Regions from separate parts of the Mus musculus genome. Here region 2 is linked to region 1. Evidence: chromatin loops called from intact Hi-C (ENCODE). Cell type or tissue: left cerebral cortex. All regions are shown on one strand.

The links. Peaks named below come from ENCODE experiments on the same cell type or tissue, not always from the same donor. Only the 100,000 strongest peaks of a DNase experiment are listed, where the experiment ranks them.
Region 2: it touches region 1 in a loop (4-fold over the local background); 6 of 42 quality-filtered maps call a loop at or near these places.

What each region holds. Positions count from the first base shown.
Region 1 is chr11:106,609,166-106,617,165 of GRCm38, forward strand. It overlaps Tex2 (testis expressed gene 2), which reads right to left and starts at 3,765. Exons shown (of 12, transcript NM_198292.3): 1 at 3,693-3,765. In left cerebral cortex, CTCF peaks have their summits at 4,071, 4,846 (motif pointing right) and 7,162 (motif pointing right); DNase peaks (open chromatin) are centred at 3,113 and 3,963; H3K4me3 peaks cover 2,152 bases; H3K27ac peaks cover 1,507 bases.
Region 2 is chr11:106,556,809-106,564,808 of GRCm38, forward strand. The region is part of intron 2 of Tex2 (testis expressed gene 2); the gene reads right to left. Among named protein-coding and RNA genes, the nearest start is that of Tex2, 52 kb to the right of the region's middle. In left cerebral cortex, no CTCF peak of the experiment used is centred here; DNase peaks (open chromatin) are centred at 3,199, 6,008, 6,889 and 7,653; H3K27ac peaks cover 2,833 bases.

The DNA.
Region 1 (8,000 bases):
CCAGGGCTCTGTTCATCTCATACGGTACCATCAGGCACTCTTAGGTGTTTCAACAGGAACAACACACAATCTTGAATATAACCTTAGTCACTTTAAAACTCACATAGAAGAATACATCAGTATGGGGTTCCAGTCTTTTTAAATCGATCTTTATTTTTAACTGAGGGATTTAAAGGTGACAAAAAAAAAAAAACTTAGTGAACAGCCAGGACAAAGGGAGCTGACTGCCCGTGGCTCACTAGTTCCTGAGGTTAATGCTTCTCATGGGGACAGCAGTTACCTAAAAGACAGTAAGTAGCACTCCAGGCACACAGGAAACCGTTCCTGCAGGCCAGGATCCCTGTCCATGGATAATCACCAGGGCTCTGAGTGTCAAAGCTTCCTGGATGCTCGAGGCACCTACAGCTAACTGCTCACTCTGCCACGTGACAGCATCAAGTGGTCCGGGGGCTCACTGTATGCCAAACACACCAATGACCTCACTTAACCCTCCTCATAACTGCCTATAAATAATCCACTACCACTGTCCATCTAAGCTAAGACCACTGACTATAAGACCACCAATATTTCACACACCTAAAAACGTCTCATGTGCCACACTGTAAGGCTCTGTAAATCTTGGCTGTTGTCATGAACACTACAGTGATACAAATTGCATTGTCTTGGTGTTGCGACGCCCGTGAATACTGTCTCGACAGGTGAAGAGACTGAGGTACACAAAGACAGCAATTTCCCCAAGGTCACCAAGCTGGTGAGCAGACACACTGGTGATGCAGTCCCAGAAAGCTGGATTACCTCTCCCCCAGACTTCCTAAGGACCACCCCCACCCCGCCCCAAAATTCCACCACACAGAGGCAGGACACCAGATGCTGACTGTTCACAGACACAGCACAGCAGCTCATTAGCCAGAGCCAAGCCTGACCTGTCATATGGACGCTGCCCTAAGTTAACTCTCGCAAACTCCACTTGGCTCCAGGAAAAGCAAAGCCGTACAGTACAATGGGAAAAGCAGGTCTTGGGTTCAAAAAGACCTACGACTTGAAAAAACACCTTTATTCAGCAGTGGCGCACAACTTTAATCCCAGCACTTGGGAGGCAGGGGCAAGTGGATCTCTGAGCTGAAGGCCAGCCTGGCCTACAGAGAGAGTTTCAGGACACTGTGTCAAAAAAAAAAAAAAAAAAAAGAAAAGAAAAGAAAAGGAAAGGAAAGGAAAGACAAGACAAGACAAGACAAGACAAGACCAAAGCCCCACCTCTTCAGCTCCAGTCAGCTTCTGCTCTGGGAGAGAATCAAAGAATCCAAAACCCCTGTGACCTCAACAAGCCCTAAGTGGGACTCTTAGAAGATACTAAGGGTCAAACCGGAGACAGAATTCCTTGAAGGAAAAAAGGAAAAGGATGGAAAGAAAACCTTGAGGGCAGCATTCTGCAATGATCTTCCTAATTTGTGAATTAATGAACTCGTAAGAAAAAGGGAAAGACAAGACGCCTAACATCAAGACACTGGCCAACAAACATAAAGATGAATATAATTTTGTATTGAACCTGACACAGAAACTGGCCTTTGAAGATTCAGTTTGCTATCAAAGTAATCTGAGGCAGAAAGATTTCTCCCTCTCTGTTTTTATTGAGTAACATTCTGTATATTTCTCTCTTCCTACTTCAAGGGCCTCAGAAAACAAGAGCTTTTGACTTTGATGGAACTCCTTCCTCCTCCTCCACCCCTACCACAGCCACAAAGCCTAGCAGATTCTAGCACATCACAGACTCTCAATAAAAAGTTATCAAATAAATATTTTTGACTCTGGGCAATGTCTTTGTTCATAAAATCCTACAGTTAGTCTTAGTGTCATCAGGCTGAGGAGATGGCTCAATTGGTAGCGGGCTTGCCTACCACACATGAAGCCCTGGCTTTGATTCCAACACCACACAAACCTGGTGTGGAGACGCAGGACAGAAACCCTAGCGCTCAGGAACTGGCAGCAAAAGGATCAGACATTCAATGTCTATCTCAGCTAGGAACAAGGCCAACCTGGGATATGAGAGACCTTTTCTCAAAATACATACATACATACATACATACATACATACATAATACACACATACTACATACACACACATAGGAGGTTGGGGGCAGCCTAACCTTTGCTGCCTTTCCTAGAAGCAGTCTAAGAACATAACCTCTAATCACATACAGTGGTCTAGCATCGGCTAGTGGTCTAGCATCGGCTACAGCTCTCACTTCTCGCCACTCAGCCCAAACTGTCCTTCCTCGCCTATCCTTTACTACCTGTCAGTGAACTTCATCACCTCCACGTTCTAATCTGAATCTCCTTGCTCATCTCCTTTCCTGAAGACACACGTACAAGGATGTGCAGTCCCCCAGAGCCCTCCTCTATCCCTCTCCAAGCCTTCATGTCCCCTCCCTGGGAGCCCAAGGAGCAAAGATCAGCCACACTCTGGCTTCATTCTCGTAGCCTGAAGACATTTATCTGTTTGGAAGACTCTGAAAAGATACTGAAACCATTTAAGGGTTGGGAAAAGCTAACAGAAACGTTTCTCACCGGCCAATAAATCCAGACCCTTCAAACTCCCTTCCCCAAGCGCCAGAGATCACTTGTCCCTCAGTTTCCCTTGTTATTTTCCACATACAATTCACTTTCTCTTTGGATTTAATCTAGCTCCTGAAAAGACAATTCCTCTCAATTGAGCAATGGTGTCAAGACATTTGGACCTCACACCGGAACAGGACACAACCTGTGTCTTCAGGTTGTCACACTTTTCCTTTAACTCTAAAAAAATATGTCCTCCTCATCTATGAAATCTAATGACAAAGTAAGTACTCCTTAGCTCTAAGGGGAAAAAAAAGAGCGAGGGTGTTTAACAGACTTTGCCCTTAAATTTGATGCCGTGTAACCATAACAACTGATGGTTTAGGTAACCATCAACCCACTGAGGGGCTAAGTTTTCCAAAAATCGTTTTTCAGTGGGGGAAAAACTCCCTTGCACCAACTCCCGCGCGTAGAGTCGGCACTCCGGAGTGGCATGTGGTGCAATGGAGCCGGCAGCTCCTGTCCCTGCATCGGTCCCCCGGTCTCCACCACCGTCATCTCCATGCTCCCAGCGGGGCAGCTAGCGTTAGGCCTCAGCCCAATGTCACTTGTTAACCTTCCGATCTCCCCGGTTTTTGGTACGCCGCCACCTCCCTTTGAAAGCACACAAGCCACCCCTCGGTCCCCGGTGTCCGCCAGGAGTTGGGAGAAAAACAAGCGAGGCGCCGACAGCCACTGACAGATTCGCGCAAAAGTAACCGCGCTCCTCCATTCCCAAGCTTCTCCCACGGTGGCCCAGGGGGCGGAGGACGGCAAGGGCCCCACGCACAGAGGTGACAAGTGTTTTCCTTCAACGAGCGTGTGAATGCTGCTTTCCCGGACCCACACCGAGCCGCGGACGCTAGGCTGGGACCTGACGGCTTGCACCTCCCGCCCCGGGGCGACTCCGCCCTGCCCGGCCCCCAAGCAGGGAAGGTCTCTCCCGGGGCCACCCATGCCGGCGTCCCGAGCCCTGGTAGTGTGGAAGGGACCGAGCCCCGCTGCGCCAACGGCTGCGGGAGCTGCCGGTGTCCCGTAGCCGGGCCACCCAGTCAGGGCCTGCTCCGCCCGTCGCCCCACCTGGCCCGGAGCGCGCTCACCCCGGATCCGCTGGCTGCCTCATCCTACTACACCGGCGCCCGTACTTGGCGGCCGCCGCGGCTCCTGCTCCAGCTCCAGCTCCGGCTCTGGCTGGGGCCGCCGTGCTGCTGCCCGCCCGCCCCCGGGCACCGGCCGTCCCGCCCCGCCGGCGGACCCGCCCCGCGGCCGCGGCCCCCACCGCCCAACCACAGGGCGGAGGGGGCGGGGCCAGCCGCGCACCAGACATGACCAATCCAGCCAGTGCCGCGCGCCCGCGACGGGCCTGGAGGATCGGCCAGCGATCGGTCAGGGCTGTTAAAGGGGCTGCGGCGCTGCGGACTGGAAAGAAGGGGAGGCCGCGAAAAACTGCGGGTTACCTGGCAGAATCCCAGTGGGAGGAGCGAGCGTTGCACTCTCCCAATTGAAACTGAGGCGCTTTCCCCAGCTCTTTGCATTTCTTAATTTCCTCTTCCTGCAATTTAGCAACAAGTGCCTCCAAGCCGTGAGGGAAACTGTCTGGCTAGGCAGATTCTTAGGAACAGAGGTCTTAGGAGGACGTCGGACTTTATCAATCCCTGCTAGTTCCAGAAACTGGATGTCTGAGCTCCTCCTCCACACCTGACCGTAACAACCAATCGCAAACTGATTAGTAGAATTAGCGCCTAGAATTCGTGTGACGTAAATATATCATATATTATGATCTTGGGTTTTTTTTTAATACAGGGTCTCCTGTAGACTAGGCTGTTTTCAGAATTGATATGTAGCTGAAGATAGCCTTGAACTCTTAGCCTCCTGCCTCTGCCTCTACCGCTATGACTATAGGCATACACCACTACACCTGGATAACATAAGTTTACCTTAGAGGGATCGTGTCTAGGGCCCAGATAAAGGAAGGTGACTTTTAAAAATGAGTTCTCGCTTAAAATGTGCTTGGAATGGTGGAGGCTATTTTTACACCCATCAGTTCCTTACAGGGTAAAGGGAGGGGTGGAGGGGGCAGAGGGTAGGCAGGTCCCGCAGGTCCCTCATAGCACAGGGGCAGGTTGTGAGAGTGTCTTTGCTTATCAACTTTGCCTTCTAAATGAGTGGGTCCCAAACTTCAGCATCAGCCCATCCCAGAGGACTCTAGCATGTCTCAACTTTGCAATGACTGGGTCTGGGCCGTTTATTTTTCAACATTCTTTCCCCAGGAGATTCCAGTAGGGGGCGCTCTGGGGGGGCATGCTTTTTTTTTTTTTTTTTGGTTTTTCAAGACAGGGTTTCTCTGTGTAGCCCTGGCTGTCCTGGAACGCACTCTGTAGACCAGGCTGGCCTCAAACTCAGAAATCCGCCTGCCTCTGCCTCCCAAGTGCTGGGATTAAAGGCGTGCGCCACCACGCCCGGCTAGGGGCCATACTCTTTCGAGTCTCTCATTGCTGTGAAATTAAAACTCAACCGGCGGAAAATAAAGCTAGATTCCTCTGTACAATCAAAATCCATGATATGTTTGGGAGACTTGCTAGTCAGTAAACCTAGAGACCAAAAAGGAGCTCAGACTGGCCCCCTGCATGTGACACAGCACGAACTGAATGTTGACGGGCTCTAGACGCAACAGATGACAGCTGGAACTCCTCCAAGAGGAAAGGCAAGGCTGTGACCTAGCACATAAGGAAGTCAGTCTTGTTCTCTGACCAGTGAGATAATGCATAAGCATTTAATGGCAAACACACCCTCCCATGGCCCGCACTAGGACCAGTCAACCCCAGAAGGACACCCTGCCCCTCTGAGACCACATTCCAATGTCATCATCCAGTCCTACTGCCTACCCTCCTGGCTGAATTCAACTTCTAGTCCTAGTGTCCCAGACACCTGTGTGACCCAGAAGTCTTTGCCCTGGATTTGGAGGCCAGCCCTTGTATTAGTCAAGTTTCACTGGGAGAATAGAATGGATGTCAGAGATACAGAAAACAATGGGGATTTATCAGATTGGCTTACACAATACAGTCAGAGAAGCTCAGGCCATGAGGTTGGATGAATCAGTAGGCCCTGTCTTTCATCAAAGGGCTGAGGGATTCTCGGTGAGAAACTGGTCTTCAGTCCGTGTTGAAAATTCAAAGACATTGGGTCCTGATGTCGGTGAAGGATCCCAGCAGCAGAAAGAGCATTCACCATCAAGAGGCCAAGACAGGCAGGCAAACCGCATAAACTATTCCCTCAGACCCCCTCCGATCTCAGCCTCTGCAGAAGGTTCCCCACAATCTAATCAAGAAGATCCCTCAGGGACTGGAGAGATGGCTCAGCGGTTAAGAGCGCTGACTGCTCTTCCAAAGGTCCTGAGTTCAAAACCCAGCAACCACATGGTGGCTCACAACCATCTGTAACAAGATCTGATGCCCTCTTCTAGGGTGTCTGAAGACAGCTACAGTGTACTTGCATATAATAATAAATAAATCTTTAAGAAGAAGAAGAAGAAGAAGAAGAAGAAGAAGAAGAAGAAGAAGAAGTTCCCTCATAGGTGTGCACAGAAGCACTCCTGGTTGGTTCTAGAAGGAACCAATCAACTGCTGAATGTAATGCTCTCTCTTGGAACTTGGAATCTCAGCACCAGGGAAGCTGAGGCAGAAGCTTACCCAAGAGTTTGAGGCCAGCTGGGTTGTATATCCAAACCCAGAAGAGAGTAGCAGGGAGACGAGAGGAGAGGGAGAAAAAAGGGGGTGGGAGAAAATCGTTGTCTCGAGAAATGAGGAATCTAATCAGAAGTACCTGTGTGGCGGGGCCAAGGTCCCACCATCTTGTGTGTCCTGCAGGCATCTAAGGTCTGGCGCAGAGCTGACAGCCCACCCCCCCAAGCCCACTTACATTCCCTTTTATGAATAAGTCTCTTAGAAAATTACCAAACTCCACCACAGGGACTTGAGGTCAAGGCGCCCTGGCTAACTGACACTTTTGCTTCTGTTAAGCTGTTAGCTTGCTCCACTTCCTCCTGCAGCTGCCAACGGGGATATGCATTTGGATTTTGGGTTTTTGTTTTGTTTTGTTTTTCCATTAAAAGCTCCCTGCCAAAGGCAGTCAGGGCTGCTCTGTGAGATCTGTTCTCTCCAGGCAGTTGCTGGTTGGCTTTACATTCTTAAATTCCAACTCTGATTTTGTCAAGTGGTCCTTGGGGTCTTTGCTCCACGACACCCAGAACTGCATGGCAAGCATGGGTTTCAGTGGTGACACGGCTTGAAGCTCTTCTTGGCCACTTGTCCCAAGCCATCATCTTAGAAGAAAAACAAGAAACAGTGACCGTCACCCTCCTTGCCTTCCACAAATATTAGACTGATCAGCTAACCATCAACATAACATCAAACCAAGAACAATAAGGTCTGGTGTGAATGCTGGGAAGAGCCCTTTTTTCATAGATAGATAGATAGATAGATAGATAGATAGATAGATAGATAGATAGATTATGTATATAAGTACACTGTTGCTGTCTTCAGACACACCAGAAGAGGGCATCAGATCCCATTACAGATGGTTGTGAGCCACCATGTGATTGTTAGAAATTGAACTCAGGACCTTGGGAAGAGCAGTCAGTGCTCTTAACTGCTGAGCCATCTTTCCAGCCCCAGATCCTTCTTTTTATTTTTATTTTTATTTTTTTGTTTTTGTTTGTTTGTTTTTCGAGACAGAGTTTCTCTGTATAGTCCTGGCTGTCCTGGAACTCACTCTGTAGACCAGGCTGGCCTCGAACTCAGAAATCCACCTGCCTCTGCCTCCCAAGTGCTGGGGTTAAAGGCGTGCACCACCACTGCCCAGCCAGGCCCTTCTTTTTTAAAGGTGAAGATTTTGAGGTATCAAGATGACTCCCCTGACATGGATGTCCACTACCAAGCCTAACAATCTAGTTTAATCCCTGGGACCCACCTGGTGGGAGAAGAGAACTGACTCTCAGAGATTGTCCTCAGACACTGTAGCACAGGCACACACACACACACACACACACACACACACACACACACACACAAAGTACATAAAGGTAATTTAAAAAGAAAAGAGAAGCCAGGTAGTGGTGGCACTCACTTTTAATCCCAGCACTCGGGAGGCAGAGGCAGGTGGATTTCTGAGTTAGAAGCCAGCCTGGTCTGCAGAGTGAGTTCCAGGACAGCCAGGGCTACACAGAGAAACCCTGTCTCAAAAAACAAAAAACAAAACAAACAAACAAACAAAAAAAAAAGGATTGTGTCTGGGTATACAGGTGTAGAAACTGAAGCTCACAGAGGAACAATGGTGTATCTGGGACAGGGACAGCTAGTTAAAGGAAGACCCATCACTCCTGACCCTAAAGACTAGGCCCCTCCTAACAT
Region 2 (8,000 bases), 52 kb before region 1:
TTTCCTACCACCACATTCGAAACAAAGCTCAAAACAGGGGAATGACCTGCCTCTTGATGGAGACTGGTACAGCTGGGACCTGGCCTCAGATCTAGCTGACTGAGGTGTGGCCTCCAACCATGGCCCCATGACACGGCCAATAGTCTGGGCAGTGCCTTAGCAGCCTTCAGGTCAAAGCAAAGCTGACGCCTTCTCTGCCCTGGACCTGTTTTGATTGCTTTACTAAACTGCCAGCTCCACAGAGCAGGGAGAACAAGGCCCACCTCAGTCCCAGCAATGTCTCGTGACCGAGCATACGACTGAAGTCTGACTCCGAAAACAGCTCGGAGGGTTAAATGAAATCCTTGGAGCTCAGGAGCTAAACAGGCTGCCCCCAGCCCATAACTCCATGGCACTCCTGGAGACCCACAAAGGAACAAGCTCAACAATTACTTGCAAGGAGGAGACTCCGTCACTGTAATTCCTCAAGGAGAAGAATCAAAGTAAAAGACATAAAACTGCAGAGTAAGAGAATAAGAATCCTGGAGCGACAGGAACTGCTGCTGAAGCCATGTTACATGGGAACCTGGGGCAGACAAGCCTGGGGCTTAGACCAAGATGCTGGCCCAAATCAACTCAGTCTGACCCCCGAGTCTGCCTCTGAGATACCACAATACGTCAAACCAGGTCTCCCTTGCAAAATGCAGTTTCCACATACAAACCTAATTACCTCTTCCTACCATGAGCTGACCCAAATTCTCCCGGTACTTGACTGACACCCTGGGTTAGACTGCATGTGACTTGAGCAGTCAGATACACAGCGCTCAGAGTGGCATGCCTCCCAACCCCCATGTTGCCCCTCCTCCACTGCCCTCTGCACACCCATTCTAACATTCTTAACCCTAAACATAGCGGGTGAGATATTTCTCCAGCTTTATTTTGTTATAGGCATGGGAGTAGGCACAAAGAGCACCGGCACAGGTTGGTGTCGCACTCCAAGGGCCTCCTGTCGTCGTTCCACACACACCACTGAGATGTCACATAAGCCTTGCTTCTTTCTGAACCTGGGACTGTTTAAATGGAGACCGTGCATACCACTGGGACAATGACCAGTCATAGGCAGCAGCTGTCTGGGCTACAGTCTGGACCTGGGACAGCATTTAGGAAAGGTCAGGGGTTTCTCTTCAATTCTCTGCTGGACTCAGAAGCCCCGTTTGGCTGGAAGTACAAACCACAATCTATAAAGAGGGCCATTTAATCCTGGGAAAGATTAAAAGCTACAATTAACCTTTTGCAAAATAATAAAGTCTGGAGGAGCTACTATTGTGCTTGCTCCCAATCACAGTGCCAGGGAAGGGTTCAAGGCCAGCACTCTGTGCTCGGCTGGATGCTGGGCTGGCCAGAGGTCAGACCTGATCCTTTGGCCCCAGGAAGTGATGAGAGTCCTCAGTGTGGCTGGCGCCAGGGCTGACAGCAGAAACTGCAGCATGCTCTTACCCTGTGGCTACACTGGCAATGGGAACTGCCTGTCACTCAGATCCCTGCTCATCCCCAGAGAAAAGCAGCTGAAGCCAGGGCTGCGGCCACTGCTGCTGATGCTCACCTCCAAAATGTACGCACAGGTAGCTGAATTTCACCTGCCCACAAATGCCACACAAACAGGATTTTGTACTTACTGAGTTTAGCCCCTTCTGATATATTGACACTTGGGAGCCAGAGTCACCTAATACAAGACCAAAGATCCTAGGGTTGGAGAACAAGGAACAACTTTGGCGCAAATTTAACTTTACCCCAGAAAAGGCAAAGCAAACCTGCAGACACAAAATTCATCTTCTAAATGATAGCCCCAAGGAGACAGCCAGTATTTAAAATACATGCTACCCACACACACTCCAGAGAACGAGGAAGGGTCCATTAGTGGAGGGAAGGGACAGCATCAATACTGTCCACACCCCCCCTAACTGCTTCAAGGTCACAGCTAAGCCACAAACTGTGGGACATGATCTTTATCTGGGCCTTTTATCCTTCACAGGGACATCTCCCAAGCTCAGGTGAGTTTTTAATTGTGATGCAGTTTAAATTATAGTGCACTGGCAGAGTGCAATAGGGTAGAAGATAAGAAACTCTAAAATTAGGCAAACAAATTAAATGATCTCAGATGAACCACTGAGATAACCAAGGCCCTATTTATATTCATACATAATAAACATTGGATCATATAACTTCAACACTAGCTTGTTAATAATAGATCAGCAAACAAGTAAGAAAGCAGCCCCAAGCTTTCCAGATTGCCTGTCCCATCAGTCAAGAAAGTTGTGAATACCTACCAACTCTATCTACCTTTACCTACAAGTCACACAATATAGAGAGAAGCAAAGCAAGAGAAGACAAAATTAGCCTTTTTGCCAATTTTTACTACATTGCCATGCTATCTTTTAAGCTTTTTAATTTTGCTTTTATGTTTATATATAATAAACATCAGATCATATCTCATGTGTGTACAGAGTGTGTGCAGGTGCTCACAGAGGCCAGAAAAGTGTGTCAGATCTCGACTGTTGGAGGTGCGATGTGGGTGCTGGGAACTGAACTCTGGACCTCTAGAACAGCAGGAAGAGCAGAAGAGCTCTTAACCCCGAGCCATTCTCCAGTTCTCAGCGTTTGAGTTTGAGACCATCTTGGCTTCTAGCTCAAGACCTTCTTCCCTCAGTCTGCCGAGTGTCAAGTATCAAGCCTGCCTCAGTCTGTCCAAAATTTCTCTTGGTGTTTGTTGTTATAATTTGACTTTTGTTTTTAAGACAGGGTCTAATATAGCCCAGGCTGGCCTTTAGCTGCGATGTAGCTAAAGCTGGCCCTGAACTCCTGGTTTTCCTGCCTCATGAGTGTTGGGATTACAGGCAAGAACCATTGTTCAAGGCTCTCAAAATTATTCTTTTATATATCAAAACCCAAGCCTATATTTTAGGGAACCTAATTACTAAAATGATCTGTCCCTTTTATTATATGTAACTCACCCAAAGAAAGATTTTCCAAAAGTCATCTTCATTAATCTTTGCAAAGGCATGGATATAATTTTAGCCAAGCTTCTAACAGCTTTCCCTCTGGAAGCGACATCCTACCGCTCTGCATGTTGGTAATTTATGTCAGATAAGAACTTGCTCATACATATAACTCAAAACTGCATCTGAGTCACACTCCAGCATAAATCCGAGAACCTTACGGAATCTTGAGGAAGTTCTTCATTATAAACAAGTGGGAGAGCTGGCACACAAAGTGGAGCTGAATGAAATGTGCTCCTGGCCAGGGACAGGGCATGCTCAGAGGAGGAGGGCATCCCGTTTGGTTAGGAATGCTCAGTAGCCATCCTAAGGGTGAACGACGGGCATCAGGCTTCCAGGTCCTGACACTCTCATCACTAGGGCTTCCAGCCAGGACATCTAGCTGGCCACTCCAGAAGCATATGCAAAAGAGGGGACCTGCACTGTGACTCTTGGTGCCTATAGCACATGGAAGCTGCCCTGAGCTGCCTCACTCACTCAGCCCACCAGGTTTCAAGTCTGGTAGTGGCTCTTGCCTTCATGCTTAGGTGCCGCTGGGCTGGGTGCCCAAGGCAGCCCTGCTCTTACTGGCTGCTCCTCACTTGCCTGATTCCCATATTTTAAAACAAGCGTGCTCTGGTCCAGGGAGTTCTGTAGCGTTAGTGACAATTCATGGATCCCACAGAGGCAAAGGAATTCTTGTGCTCCAGTCAGTATGGCTGATGACCAGTCGGGCTAGGAGCTAATGGTGGCATATTGTGGTCCTACACAGTCACAGTCACTTTGACAATAGCTACCACTTGGCTGCAGATTGGCCCTTTTGGATTAGTGACCCCAAGCTCACTGTCACAGCACCATGGTCTCTGTGTGACTAAACATGCTAATTTATTGTGTACGTGTGTATACGTGCATGTGAAGAACCAGGTGCACACATGGAAGTCAGAAGACAACTTGCAGGGGCTGGTTCTCCCACTCTGCCATGTGGACTCCAAGCTGTCAGGCTTGGCAGCGCATGATCTTACATGCTCACCAGCTCATTGGCCCTTCAGCACCTTGCTTGAATACAAATGTCAATGGTGTATATGTGACTCAAAATTTACCCAGAGAAGGCACAGAGCGTCTTTTTGTCTCCTTCTCACAGAGAAACCAGAGAGAAGGGATACTTCTTCCTTAAATTGCTCACAGGGCCGATAATGGAGCTACACCCTGTCCTACGAAGGCTCTGGGCATTTCCTAAGTCACTTCCTTCTGTCAGTGACAACCTCCATGACCCCGGAGGAGCTGAAAAACATCTGTTTTAGTCCAATAGTCTGTTAAGTTTTTGTTGAGACTGAGTTTCCCAAGGTAGCCCAAGCTGGCCTTGAACTTGTGTCCTCACGCCTCAGGCAGGCAAGTGCTAAAACAGTTGAAGGCAACTCAGCTCCAGTTCAGCTGGTTCATGGTTCACAGGTGGAAGTGGCTTATAGGTGCGTCCAACCCATAGCCCCGAGGGCGTGTGTCCCAGGATAGCTGTGAGTGGGGCTCAAACCCATTTGTAGATGACAAAATCCTTTTGCAATGTCAAGAAGTTGCCCGTCCCTGTCTGTAGAGATCTTAATGTTGCTGCCAGGTACCATGACCTATGGGAGGCTGGGGAGTGTCTTAAGTTTTCATACTTGTGCTCAAGATTTATATACTCATCTTCTACAGAAGCCAGTTAGTATCACATACACAGAAAACACAAATCAGCTCATTCATAGTTCAAATCAAACTATTCAAAAGTAGATATTTCTACTCACCAGACACAGGTTCACAGATGTCTTAGTCTGTTTTGGTAATTATTAACAAGATATTCAATCTGCATAATTTGTTTATTCGTCCTATTGTTTGTTATTGGTGGTATTGGAGGTTGAGCCTAGGACCCTCTGGCATACAGGTCTTTTTCTCACTACATTATCAAGATAAACCTCAAATTGGGGCTGGTGAGATGGCTCAGTGGGTAAGAGCACCCGACTGCTCTTCCGAAGGTCAGGAGTTCAAATCCCAGCAACCACATGGTGGCTCACAACCATCCGATCACGAGATCTGATTCCCTCTTCTGGAGTGTCTGAAGACAGCTACAGTGTACTTACATATAATAAATAAATAAATAAATCTAAAAAAAAAAAAAAAAAAAAAAAGATAAACCTCAAATTAACTTTGTAGCCCAAGTAGGCCTTGAAGTTGAATCCTCTAACCTTAGCCTAAGCAGCTGGGATCACAGGGCGGCTGTACCAGGGAACTTTTTAAAGAACAAATTTATTCAATTGCAGAAGTAAATAGAGTCCAAGATCATGTCACTCGCCTTCAGCTTCCAGGCAGGGAAGGGTGTGCTGTTCCACCCGAGAGTAAGGGAGAAAGGGAGGACAGGCTCTGAAAAAGACACACACCTGCTCAAGAGACACAGGGACAGCGAAGCTGCTGGCTTCCGAGCAACCTGCTCTCCTGATAACTAGCCCACTCTTACAGAAGCTACACCCAACCTAGCATGACGATGGAGCTCTCATGATCCAATCACCTTTTCCCCCTCTTTGAGACAAAGTCTTCAAGTTGGTCTAGGTTGGCCTAGAACTCTCTATGTAGCCCAGGTTGGCCTTGAACTTCCTACCTCTCTGCCTCTTAAGTGATGGAGTTACAGGTATGAACTACAGGACTCCCTGTATTCTAAACTGGCCTTTATGTATTTAGAATGATCTTTAGCCCTGGCTGTTCTGGAACTTGCTCTATAGACCAGGCTGGCCTAGAGCTCAGAGATCTGCTTGCTTACACCTCCCTAGGGCTTTAAGTGCTAGAACTACAGGCATATGTTGTCATGCCCAGCTTCTAATTATCTCAACACAGTTACACTGAAAATTCCATTTCAGCCTGCATTTCGATGGGAGCAAACCATGATCAAACCATGGCAACAGGCCCATTTTATAAAGAAACCAGTGTCTGGCTCCTGGATCACATCACAGTCGTAGAGCTGGCAGCAGAAGAGGACTTGGGCTTAGCTGGCTGGTGTAGGCCTTTGGGACCAGCCTTTCCGCTCACAGCCTGGCCCCATCCACTTCTAGCACAAGTTCTGTTTCCTGTGTGCTGCTGTGTGATCACATGCTCCTGCCACCATGAACCAAACCAAACACTTCCTCTCCATGATGGACAACACCCTACAACAAATCCTTCCTCCCTCTGGTTGCTTCTGTCACATAGTCAGTCTCAGGAACAGAAATAGGAACGAATACTGATCCACTGGTTAAACTCTTCCTCATGGACCCAAGCATGCATCCAACAGTTATTTATCGCATGCCTACCACACAGCAGGAACTGGGGATACAAGGACAAGCTGATGAGCCCAACCTCTCTGCCTTCAAGAAGCACAAAAAACACAAGCCAGACAATCAGCATGTGACTCCGGCTAGGAAGTCCAATCAGGTGAGACGGAAGCTGCCAGGCCAAGGCCCTTTCATTTTAGAGGCCTGTGTAAGTCAACTCACCCAGCAGAGTATGGAAGGCTGCAAGATGTCACTTGCAGATCTAGACATCTAAGCAGGCATGCTGCAGGAAAGAACTCATTATACCTATGACAGGGCTTGGCAAACTGGGCACACCACCACCCCTCTGCTCTGTTATCTGTCCTCAGAGGATAGAAGAGAGCAATAGATCCCCTGGGACTGGAGTTCCAAATGGCTGAGTTGCCATGCCGGTCTGGGAACAGAACCCGGGTCCTCTGCAGGAACACCCACTACTGGGCCACCTCTCTAGCACCTGGTGTCCCCCTTTCTAAACATCATTGCCACCAAGGTGGAAGCCAAGAAAAAAGACAGGGAAGGCAGAGAACATATGTTCACAGTATCCCTGTCACCAGCCATGATTCCCCATGTGCATCAACAGTTTGCCAGGAAGACAGCCTTTACCAGATAAACCCCTCAACTTGGGCTAGAACCATGAGCAAAAATAACACCTTTTCTTTGTTTTGCTGAGCCAGGGTCTCAGAACGCAGCCCAGGCTATCCTCAAACTTGCAAGCATCCTGCCTCTGCCTCCCAGACGCTGAAATTACAAGTGGGTACCACTAAATCTGACACTCTTTTCTATATTACCTAGCCTGGGGTATTGCATCACTAACAATAGAACACTGGCTAAAATACCACTAGACAGCATGGCCATGGACAAGGAAAGCCTCTGGGCCTCCCTTCCCTCACCAGCACATACCCGAACTGAACAGGGTTGTGATACAATTCTAATAAGACAATATTCCCACACCTAGCACCCTGCCTTTACTGTTCCACTCACTGGATTAAAAACAAGCCAACTGTCGTGACATTTAAATAGCACTGTAATGTTGCACCCTCTGGGTAGTGGGTAAACTGTCAACCCACAGTTGACTAGATCAACACTGAGGCTGTCTGTCCTAAAGTTAAAATCTTCCCAGGACAAATATCTTCGTCAGTCAGTAGTTCTGGGACTGACACAGGCATCTTTTTTTCTCTTGGCTAAAGTTAGCACTAGGCCACTTAGAGCGTGGAAATCAGGAGGTAACAGCATCACTGTTTCGACAGTGGGGCCACCAGGCATGAGTCACTTTTGCTCTGCTCCACATAATCATGCTACACTAAGGGTGTCACATCCTCGGGAGCCAGCGCCAGCTTCCCTTCAAAAAAGAAACCGTCTCACAGCCAACTGTGTGGGGAAGCGTGAAGAGGTCAGGCTGTAACACACGTGAGCACACAGGTGACAAAGAGCGGGTGCGTCTGCATGTGTGATGCAGACACTACACTCCAGACCTGACCAGAGCCAGATGACACGCCCAGGATATGTCTGACGTGGACCTTTTCTGAGTTTCCCATGCTTCTCTTGGGAATAAGGACAGAATGTAAAGAGACGAGAAAACAACAGACAGATTTGGAGAGGGCCCCTCCATCCACTGCAGCGACAGCTTTCCTTTCTTGTTTTTTGTTTTTTTAGTTCTCAATAAAGAGAGATCATG